Linked DNA regions of Homo sapiens: all the other regions are linked to region 3. The links are chromatin loops, found by intact Hi-C in ENCODE. Cell type or tissue: IMR-90. All regions are shown on one strand.

Evidence for each region. A loop is a pair of places that touch in the nucleus more often than their neighbours do. Peaks named below come from ENCODE experiments on the same cell type or tissue, not always from the same donor. Only the 100,000 strongest peaks of a DNase experiment are listed, where the experiment ranks them.
Region 1: a loop joins it to region 3, with 6 times the contacts of the local background. A loop is called at or near these places in 20 of 110 quality-filtered maps.
Region 2: a loop joins it to region 3, with 6 times the contacts of the local background. A loop is called at or near these places in 5 of 110 quality-filtered maps.
Region 4: it touches region 3 in a loop (5-fold over the local background); 11 of 110 quality-filtered maps call a loop at or near these places.

The regions. Positions count from the first base shown.
Region 1 is chr17:60,719,441-60,721,940 of GRCh38, forward strand. All of the region lies in intron 5 of BCAS3 (BCAS3 microtubule associated cell migration factor), which reads left to right. Among named protein-coding and RNA genes, the nearest start is that of BCAS3, 43 kb to the left of the region's middle. In IMR-90, a CTCF peak has its summit at 1,512 (motif pointing right); a DNase peak (open chromatin) is centred at 1,511.
Region 2 is chr17:61,156,688-61,159,187 of GRCh38, forward strand. All of the region lies in intron 22 of BCAS3 (BCAS3 microtubule associated cell migration factor), which reads left to right. Among named protein-coding and RNA genes, the nearest start is that of BCAS3-AS1, 22 kb to the left of the region's middle. In IMR-90, a CTCF peak has its summit at 1,035; a DNase peak (open chromatin) is centred at 1,054; H3K4me3 peaks cover 628 bases; H3K27ac peaks cover 1,218 bases.
Region 3 is chr17:61,001,090-61,003,589 of GRCh38, forward strand. All of the region lies in intron 15 of BCAS3 (BCAS3 microtubule associated cell migration factor), which reads left to right. Among named protein-coding and RNA genes, the nearest start is that of BCAS3-AS1, 130 kb to the right of the region's middle. In IMR-90, a CTCF peak has its summit at 1,377 (motif pointing right); DNase peaks (open chromatin) are centred at 12 and 1,392; H3K4me3 peaks cover 179 bases; H3K27ac peaks cover 294 bases.
Region 4 is chr17:61,200,292-61,202,791 of GRCh38, forward strand. All of the region lies in intron 22 of BCAS3 (BCAS3 microtubule associated cell migration factor), which reads left to right. Among named protein-coding and RNA genes, the nearest start is that of BCAS3-AS1, 66 kb to the left of the region's middle. In IMR-90, no CTCF peak of the experiment used is centred here; DNase peaks (open chromatin) are centred at 230, 1,100 and 2,480; H3K4me3 peaks cover 180 bases; H3K27ac peaks cover 1,747 bases.

The DNA.
Region 1 (2,500 bases), 280 kb before region 3:
CATCAAGACATCCAGTTGGAGAAGGAGTTTTTGATGAGTATGTTTAGACATGCAATCATGTATTATTTTATTTCACACAAATAACATTTCTGTGATTATTAACATTCATTTTAGCATTATACATTCTTTGTAGTCATGAGAATAAGATACAGAATTTTCAAGGAGGAGATTTGAATTGCAGGATGAGGAGTTGAACTTATTCTTTCAGCCATAATAATTTGGACTCGTTGAGAATCTTTTGGTAACATACATTCCAAAAGCTGTCTGTAATATTGATTTTGTGGTTGCAGTGGGATGAATAGCAGGAGAAAAGAAAAGGTTATAAGGCTAGTTAGGAGTGAATTTCAACACTGTCTAAATGTTAGATGTTGAGAGCCTGAACTAAGTTTGTTGTTGTGAGAGGATTACCAAAAACCATGGTAAGTGGTTAGACGTTTAGAAGAGAAGAAAGTTAAAGATGTTTCCAGAGTCTTGACCTGGGGACCAGTGCTGCTTAGTATGAAAGATGGCATCATTTTAGCAGAAATAGAATTTGATTATTAGACTTACACTATGTTAAAAATCATGTAAAGCAAAAATTGTATAGCATATTGTCTTATAAGTAATAAAGGGTTCTCACTTAAAGTTTCAGTGGTAAAAGTCTTCTGATATTTTCGCATACTTTTTGCTATCTGTTTAAATGGCAACTTAGTTTTCTTTTCTTTTCTTTTCTTTTTGAGACATAGTCTTGCTCTGTCACCCAGGCTGGAGTGCAGTGGTGCAATCACGGCTTCGCTTCCTGGGCTCAAGCGATTCCCTCACCTCAGCCTCCCGAGTAGCTGGGACCACAGGTGTGCACCACCATGCCCAACTGATTTTTGTATATATATATTTTTTTGTAGAGATGGGGTTTTGCCATCTTGCCCAGTCTGATCTTGAACTCTTGAGCTCAAGTGATCCTCCTGCCTTGGCCTCCCACAGTGCTGGGATTACAGGCATGAGCCACTGCGCCCAGCGTCTTATCTTCTTTTGAAATGCTTATTTTTTTCTTAAAAAATGGAGAATATATTTATTACATCACCTAAAATATGGCAGTTGTATTGTGTGAAACAGTATACAGTTGGCCCTGGATATCCATGGATTCTGAATACGTGCATTCAGTCAATATGGATAGAAAATATTTGGGAAAAAAGTAAAAAATAATTCAACAATAAAAAATAACACAAATAAAAATGACAGTATAGCTATTTACATAGCACATTGTATTAGGTATTGTAAGTAATTTAGAGATGATTTAAAGTATATAGGAGGATGTGCATAGGTTTTATATGCATAGGTTATGTGCAGATACCATGCCATTTTATAAAAGGGACTTAAGCATTGGAGGTTTTGGTGTCCACAGGGATTCTGGAACCAACCCCATGTGAATACAGAGAGATGACTGTATTTTCTTTTCAAAAGTTAGTATTTGTAGTGTTTTCTTGGAGCTGTGTATATGCGGTACTTCAATGACCTAACACTAGGTGTCGCTACCACATTGAGCTAAGAAAAGTGCGGCTGCTCCTTGAAAGGAAATTTTTGCCCTAAAGCTTTTTGTGTAGTTTTTATACACTAAAAGCTTTAGAGCAAATATGCAAGGGCATTCTTGAGGTAAATGCCAATTAGTCTACTATTTATTAGAGGTTGGGTGCCAATAGACCTTGCCATGTTAAGATTGTTAGCCAGGAAACAGTTTTTATGGGTTTCATTTGGGAGTAATATAAAGTTAGTGATTTGGGTACACTGGCAAGCAGAGAGAGGTTGAATATGGATGAAGTCCAGTGAAAAAAATTGCCTTTGTTGAGAATAGGACCTTATTTTGTTTGGTGCATTCTCTTCTTCCTGGAAAGAGAATAGGTGGATCCTTAGACTGTAGATACAGTGGGAGGACATTGGTTGTTATGGATGAATAAAAGCAGAAATGAAGAGTAATACTGAAGTAATTTCTGGAATTTAACCATATTGGTGGATTAAAATATCTTTTCCTGTAGTATGTTTCTTAAAGTATCACTCCAGAGAACTCTTGCATCTGAAACTTAATTTTTCCCTGTGTGCGAATAGTGGCGTGACTCTTGTTGATTTGACATAGGCAGTAGACATTACTGTGAGTTTGAAATTTATCATTGTAAGTTGGACTCTTTCTTACTTGAGATCTTTTTGATGATTTTCTACTCTAAAACAATATATTATTTGGACCTAAGCTGATTTATAAGTCTGTGGAATGCAATTTTTTTCTGATAAATGTTATTGAATATACATACAGTAAAATGCACAAATCTGAAGTGTACAGACTGAAAATATATATATATATAACCTTCTAACCATCATCCTGGATTAAGATCTAGAATATTTCCAGTACCTCAAAAGAATCCCTTGTGCCACTTCCTTGGCAGTACTACCCTCTTTCCACCTCCAAGTAACCATTATTCTGCTATTCTGACTTCTATCACCATAGATTCTTTTTTTCTATTCTTGAATGTCT
Region 2 (2,500 bases), 160 kb after region 3:
AATCCTTGGAATCCTAATTGGCACATAACAATAATTGTTTCTATCCTGCTATAAACCATAAGTAACTCCTAAAAAAATTCACATGCACACAAAAAATCTGCAGTGTGGATATAAGTTAATGCCCTGAAGCTGGTACATACAGACCACCTCAACGATGGACTCCTTTATGAATGATTTAGGTAATTGACACAATTTAATATTTGCAATTATTTTTCCTTTGAAACAACACTTAAAAAAAACAAATTCTACAACATTTAAACAGTTGAGGCATCACTCTCCTATAAATTTAGTATTAAATTTCAAAATACGTATTTGTTTTAAAAAGCAAATGTGGTTAATCTCGAAATCATTGAACTTTCTCTTTGCTCTGGACTCCTTGTCTGAGGCTGTTTGGGATGGATTAATTTTAACTTTTCTTTCCTGTTTCTTTGCTTTCCCAGTGCATCTGGGGGAAATAACTCTGATTGATTTGGATATCAAAAGATGTACAATGTGAAGATCTAATTTATCAAAACAGAATTCAATAATTTTATTCATTTTGGCTCTCCCTTGAGACTCCAAAGATATATTCAGTAATATATTTGAAAAATCCAGGTATAAAAATGTCTTTTATCTTCTCTTCATCTTGTATACTCCTTGATTTCTAAGTACTTTTCCTCTTAGACTCATATTACTATCCCACTTTCCTTTCTGGGCTCTACATCAAACAGTGTAGGAATTACAGCAGGAGTGCTATCTGTGGAAGACTTACTCCCCTTGTTTGTTGCAGAAGAGCAGAACATTAAACAGTGAGTGGACTATGCAGAAACGCTCTCCCTCTCCGGCTCTTTTCTCCCTCCCTGCCTCTTTTTTTTTTTCATTCTTGCCTCTCCTTCTCTTCCTCTGTTTCTCTCTTTCTCTCTCTCTCTCTCTTCCCCCCCACCCGCCCCCATTCCCAATGGGAGTGTTGTTTATAGAGCATTATAATTTATAACTGAAGAGAGTGGATTTAATTTCAGTGGAGAGGCTCGCCAGCAGGGCGCCAGCCTGCAATCATATGAATCAGCAAGCTGCAAACTCTATTGAATGGAAAGTATTATCGCTGGCCACAAACGGACACTGTTTCTCCTAAACAACTCCCTTGGTGCAGGAAGACCTTGTCTTCATTCATCTATTTTACATATCTACTTCTGTTTTAATTTTGCCATTTCCTAAAAGTGTTTTCTGTTTTAGATTGCAGCTTTTCTCTAACTACCTTATTTCCTGATGCAATATTGAAAACTGCTATTGTATATTTCTGACTGATTTGATATCTCTTCTTTCCTTATTCTTTACCATGTATGACTAGTTTTCTGTTTGCTTCTCCTTCCTATATGCAACTCTTTTTTTTATGAGACCTGTTAAACCTGCCAAAAGACTAACCATTAGCATTAATACTGTAAAATGCTAGTCAGTTTGGATCACCTCAAGTTTTATTTAATCATGGATATTTTGTTTATACTCCGACATTTTTTCTACATTCATGGAAAGATTTATTTTGTTGTCTTGCAAACATCTGGGAGATGATTTCTTATTCTTTACATGACCCATCAAATGTCTTGTAATGTTAGTACTTGTGCCTTTATACCACATTTTTCTCAAGTGTTTCAGTCATTTTTTTAGGAAAAGGGATAGAATATGTGCATGACTTGTGGCTGGTATTTGTTTTTTGCTTTAACTCAAAATCAGCTGCTTTAATGTAGCTGAACTAAATCTCTAGGTTATTCTAAAAATCAAGTTGGACCAACTTTGCTGATACCTTTTTAAGAAGTATTTTACTGAATTCATGTAGCTATTATAATTGTTGGGAATTTTGGTAGTGAATCTTTAACTGAGGTTAGACAGATTGCATTACTCTTGCATCAAATATCATGCTATCTTCATCCAGGCTTTTAAATAATTTCAACACCTATGCCTTAACAATAAAATCCCAGTTGCACAAATAGCGGGTTAACTGATAATGATATTTGCTTAAAGGGAAAGAGGGATAGTACATGAGACAGTAAGGCAGCTCCGATAAAGGAATTTGATTTCGATTTCATTGGAAAGCCAGACTAGTCTGACTACATTTATTTAAAATAAAGGTCTTTAAAGATACTAACCGAAATGCAAAAATTAGCAGATAACAAAAGTGAACTTCTAATAACAAAACTTCTAATCAGAAATTTGATTAGAAGTTCATGTTTTGTCAGAAATAGATCCTTTTTGTTATATAAAAGGAAATTATTTATACATCAGCTTGCATATTTTCTTCACACAATTTAACATCAACAACTCAAAATATATGTAATCATAATTTTTCTCATTTCAAGCACAAACTTGTGAATCCATATATATTCATACATTTTATCCTTTAAAGTGTGAGAATAGAGTTATAGTCTTCACTGTCTCAGCTAGGTTTTTCTTTTCTTTTTTCCTTTTTGCCTTTGATTACTCCATAAGAATTACACACAGAAGCAGAAAATCAATATGTTTACCTCTG
Region 3 (2,500 bases):
CCTATTAACTTGTTCGTCCTCAGAGGGGTCATCTTTGAGTCACAGCTTTTGGCATCTGAATTCTAGATTCTGCTTTTTCTAAATGGAAGTAGTTGATGAGACTCGGAGACCTTTGTACAAAGCCTCTCATTTCTTGGACTTGGAGCCTCCATATTTCAGTAAAGTGCTTTTACAAAACTGGAAGTATCACTTTTCTTTTTAGCATCTGTATGAGGCATTCCTTTTACCACTCAAAGACTCTGTTTATAGCTTTCATTTGATGGTTTATTGTAATTTTAACTTACGTTGATCAGTAGTTTTCTTGATACAGACCACATCACAATTGTAAATACAAAGCAACCACACATTTCAGCCTTATATAGTTTCACCTACTTAAGAGAATCAATGATAATGTGATGTTTCTTGACTTTTCTTTCCACATCACTGTTTACTTGTGGATTGAAGTTTCCATGTGCATGTTTTAATTTTTGCCAAGAAAAATCAATCAAGTGCACTGTAGCTCTGCTTTAGATTTTATGCCTCATATGACATAGAGTATATAAATAGTATAAACATGTTAAATGGAGAAAAATCTTGTGGGGGGATATCTTAGTTTAGTACCTGGATTTTTATTGATTATGTGTACTTTATTGTTTTAGCTCAAATGCAGTTTTGTTTTTCATTTGTTATTTTCAGATTTAAAGTTTTCCTGGTGAATTTGTTTTCTCAAATTCTTTTATCACCTTTTTTAAAAAAAAATGTTGCTATAGCACTCTGCTAGTTTTAACATTTACTATTTTCTCAAGACAGAGCAGATGAGTTTGTTAGGGAAAGTGGATAGAAAAGAGTGACCTCATAATACCTTCCTGAAAACAAGATGCTTTCATTTCAGAATCATTAATGGAAGAAGCTATTAAATGAAGATTGTACAGTTGTTGTTTTTAAATAGGTTTTTAAAGAGAAGTTTTAGGTTCTCAGTAAAATTGAGAGAAAGGTATAGATAACGTAGTTTTGGGGGGAAATAAAATTGCCAGTGGGATATATTTTAAAGGAAACCTGATATTATATTGCCTCTAAATTATACTTTAAAATTTAGTGCTATGAAAATTAATTTAAAAATATTTTAAACCTAAATAAACTCTATGTAGATATTTTATATTTTTGTGTATTTCATTTTGGATATAACACATTTCTTTTCTCTGTAAGTTTTGCCTTTAAATAAATGCCAGATGATGTAGTTATCCCTTGAAACTAATCCAGAATTTCTTCTTTGCTTTTTACTGCTTGTGGAAATATTTTTTCTTTTCTATGTATTTTTTACATGGGCAAATCATAAACTCCAGATTTCAAAATAGTTTTATTTTTAAATGGTTAATGAGACATGCCTCTAGAGGGCAATATTTTCTCATTGTAATCAAGGCAACCCTGGCATGAACCTGAGGTACTAGGGATGTTAATGTCTTATCAGATCTTAAATAGCCTTTCTTCCTTTTTATTATGTTTTCTGTGATTTATTCTTCAACGTCTTCTTAGAGAATTCAACTTTGGAAATATATTACTATCAATTAATATCCTTTCTGAGTACTACATGCAGATCCAGTTCCTCTGAGTGAATACCATTGAATGAATAGAGGCAAATTTTTTAGTTATATCATTTGAGTATGTGGGGTCATTATGCTAAATGTTTTTTTATTCTCTATGTGTTGCTATTCAGGGACTTGTTATCTGTATACTTTATAATATCAGAGTGATTAAACTTCATTTTTGAGGCATTGAGGCATTATAAGGGCTAATAGTTATCTACTCTTTTCTATTAACATTGATTGGACACTTACTGTTGTTGTTTACCCTTTAAATATAATTTTTATTTTTTATCAAAGAAATACATGCATTTATTATAAAAGTCAAAAATATAATTTTATAGTGAAAGGAGGCACTTTTTGGCCTATCCTCCCCACTCTCGGGTGTCATTCCCCAGAGGCCTCTTCTTTTAACTCTTCTGTTTTTTTCTCAGTTGGTTTTTTTTGGGCCCTTTCCTGGAAATCCTATTACTTGAATAATGTATCTTCTACATTGAGCCCCTAATCTTCTTGTCTATTTTCTATCTTTTTTTTAACTTTATGAGAATTTCCCCAACGTATGTTTCAGTCTTCTTGTTGCATTTTTATTTCTGCAATCTTTTTAATATGATTTTCTTTGAATTTTTTTTATTATCACACCCTTTTCTTATTTTATGTGTAATATTTTTCTCTCTTTAAGAGATCGTTATAAATTTTGAAGCTTTTTTGTGCTCCTTTTATTATGCCCTCCCCTCCCCTCCCCTCCCCTCCCCTCCCCTTCCCTTCCCTTCTTTTTCTTTCCTTTTTTTTCTTTCCTTTCTTGTCTCCCTTTCTTTGCCTTTTTAAATCGAGACAAGGTTTTGCCATTTTGCACAATCTGGTCTCGATCTCCTGGTCTCAAGCAATCTGCCTGCCTCAGCCTCCCAAAATGCTGGGGATTACAGGTGTGAGCCACCAAGCCC
Region 4 (2,500 bases), 200 kb after region 3:
ACAATTAGTTAGTTAGCTTATTATTCTTGCCTTACTGGGCAGTACACTGTTTGATAATAGTGACAACTAACATCAATTTGGCACTTACTATTGACAAAGCATTATTTATTATTTTATAGCCATAGCAACTTGGTAAAGGAGAGATTATTATTCTTATTTCATAATAAAGGAACCTGAGCTTCAGAAAGGGCCCTCGGCTTGCCGAAGGCCGTATGGTAAATCAATGACCGAGCTGGTGTGGAATGTTAGCCTCCTGGATCCTGATCGTTCAGCCTCCGAAACATTCCTACTGAAGAGGCATTAGGACTAGAGCGTATTTCTTTTGATTATCAATGCGGGTGGTAGTGAGGTATCCTCAGCTGTTTGGCTGGCTCTCTTATTATATTAGTATCTTTTTACTATTATCTTGCTTCTGTTTCAGCCAAAATTTGGATTTTGTTTCTTTGCCACACCCATAGGATCAGGTACAGTTAACCTGTTTGAGCCTAATAATCAAGTATTGTACTGAAATTCCAAATAGAATTGGAAAATGTACTTTTTTGATGGGCTACCTTTCCTCTTTCCTGCCTCATCCAAACAGTCTCCATTAGAAATAATAAAAACCCTCATAGGATTTTAAAGCCAAGTTAGCAGCCCTGAGTCAGGACAGGTGTTTATTTTTAATTCATACTCAGAAAGCACTGTTTACCCATTTACCAGACAGAGCAAGAAAGGACAAATAGTATATATAAAAAAAAAAAGAATTATAGGTCATACAGTTGTCTTTTCATTCCATAAAAATTAGGAGGTCTCTTTTAAAACATTAAGATAATGTTGAAATAAATACATTTTAACCCGAACCTAAAACCAAACAATGACAGGAATATTTCTCCTTAAATGCAGACTACCTGGCATTCGCAGGTATCTGCTAGAGGCAAAGTCAGAACGAATGAGGAGGCCTGCAGACAGTAATCATACTTCCATCTCATGGAAATCACCCACTTGCCTGACTCACAAGAGCACTGAAGTGTGTGTGTTTATGTGTGTATTTGTTGTGAATTTGTTTTGATTTTATCAGGCTTGCCAGCTGCATAAGCGGGCAAAGAATGTAATGTGGAAACCATCCATTGCCACTGGAAAAAGGATCCAAGAGGAATTCCTTAAGCTGGGAACATGAGCTGTGAGCAACATGTTTAAATAGCTAAATATCCAAAGTTTGAGTCATGTTCATTTATTTTGGGGGATACACTCTCTTCTTTGAGGCTGAAAGAGTCCTTCTGGCTTAGACTATAACAAATGTGGTGCTGGAGGAGGTGAGAGACTGGAAGCCCTAGCGAGTTTGCTCAGGTTGTGGTTAATGGTGAGAGAGGGTACCATGACCCCCTTCGTGAAGTACGTTCCACGTTCAATCTGAAAAATCCATGGGCTTTTAAAAAAGCCTTTTCTGTACTTTCCAGTGAGGGAGAAAGGTAAGGGAAAGGAAACTAACTTTTTTTTTTTTTTTTTGAGACAGGGTCTCGCTCTGTCGCCCAGGCTGCAGTGCAGTGGCGCAATCTCGGCTCACTGCAACCTCCGCCTCCCGGGTTCAAGTGATTCTCCTGCCTCAGCCTACTAAGTAGCTGGGATTACGGGAATGTGACACCACGCTCGGCTAGTTTTTGTTATTTTTAGTAGAGACCGGGTTTCACCATGTTGATGAAGCTGGTCTCAAACTCCTGACCTCGTGATCCTCCCACCTCAGCCTCCCAAAGTGCTGGGATTACAGGTGTGAGCCACTGTGCCCGGCCTCTTTTTTTTTTTTTTTTTTTTTTTGTAATTTTTATGTGCCAGACACTATTCCAGGTACTTTCAGAAAGGTGGTGATTTTTTTTTTTTTTTTTTTAAAGAGATGGAGTCTCGCTCTGTCTCCCAGGTTGGAGTGCAGTGGTGTGATCTCAGCTCACTACAAGCTCTGCCTCCCGGGTTCACGCCGTTCTCCTGCCTCAGCCTCCTGAGTAGCTGGGACTACAGGCACCCAAAAAGGTGGTGATTTTTCTCCCCATTTTGCGGATGAGGAAACTGATGAGATCTGAAACGATTTGCGCAATCTATCACAGCGAATAAGGTTGGGATGAGGATTTTAACCCAAGATCTGGCTTCAATGCCCATGCTTTTCTTAACTCCCTTGAAGCCTTAACACTCTCAACAAAGAGTTTACTTTCCTTTTTCCCCTCCTCATTTTCTTTTTTTTTTAAAATATTACTTATTTAATTTTTAATGGTCGAGTTTACTTTTCTTCTTATTTTACTTGTGTTTCTTCTAAAGGAGCTGTCTGGGCTAACTACTCCATTGGTTAGAATATGATGCCTTTGAGCCCAAAATCTTGTTTGATCTCAGAATAGGCCAAGTTAATATTTTACAAAGAAAAGCTGAGAATTAAATGGCATCACCATTAGCCTGCCATTGTCAGAAGAATATGAGATGAGCTAAGAGTATATCTGACTCAGAAAAACAACTCAAAAGCATGTCTTGTTGTTCTCAG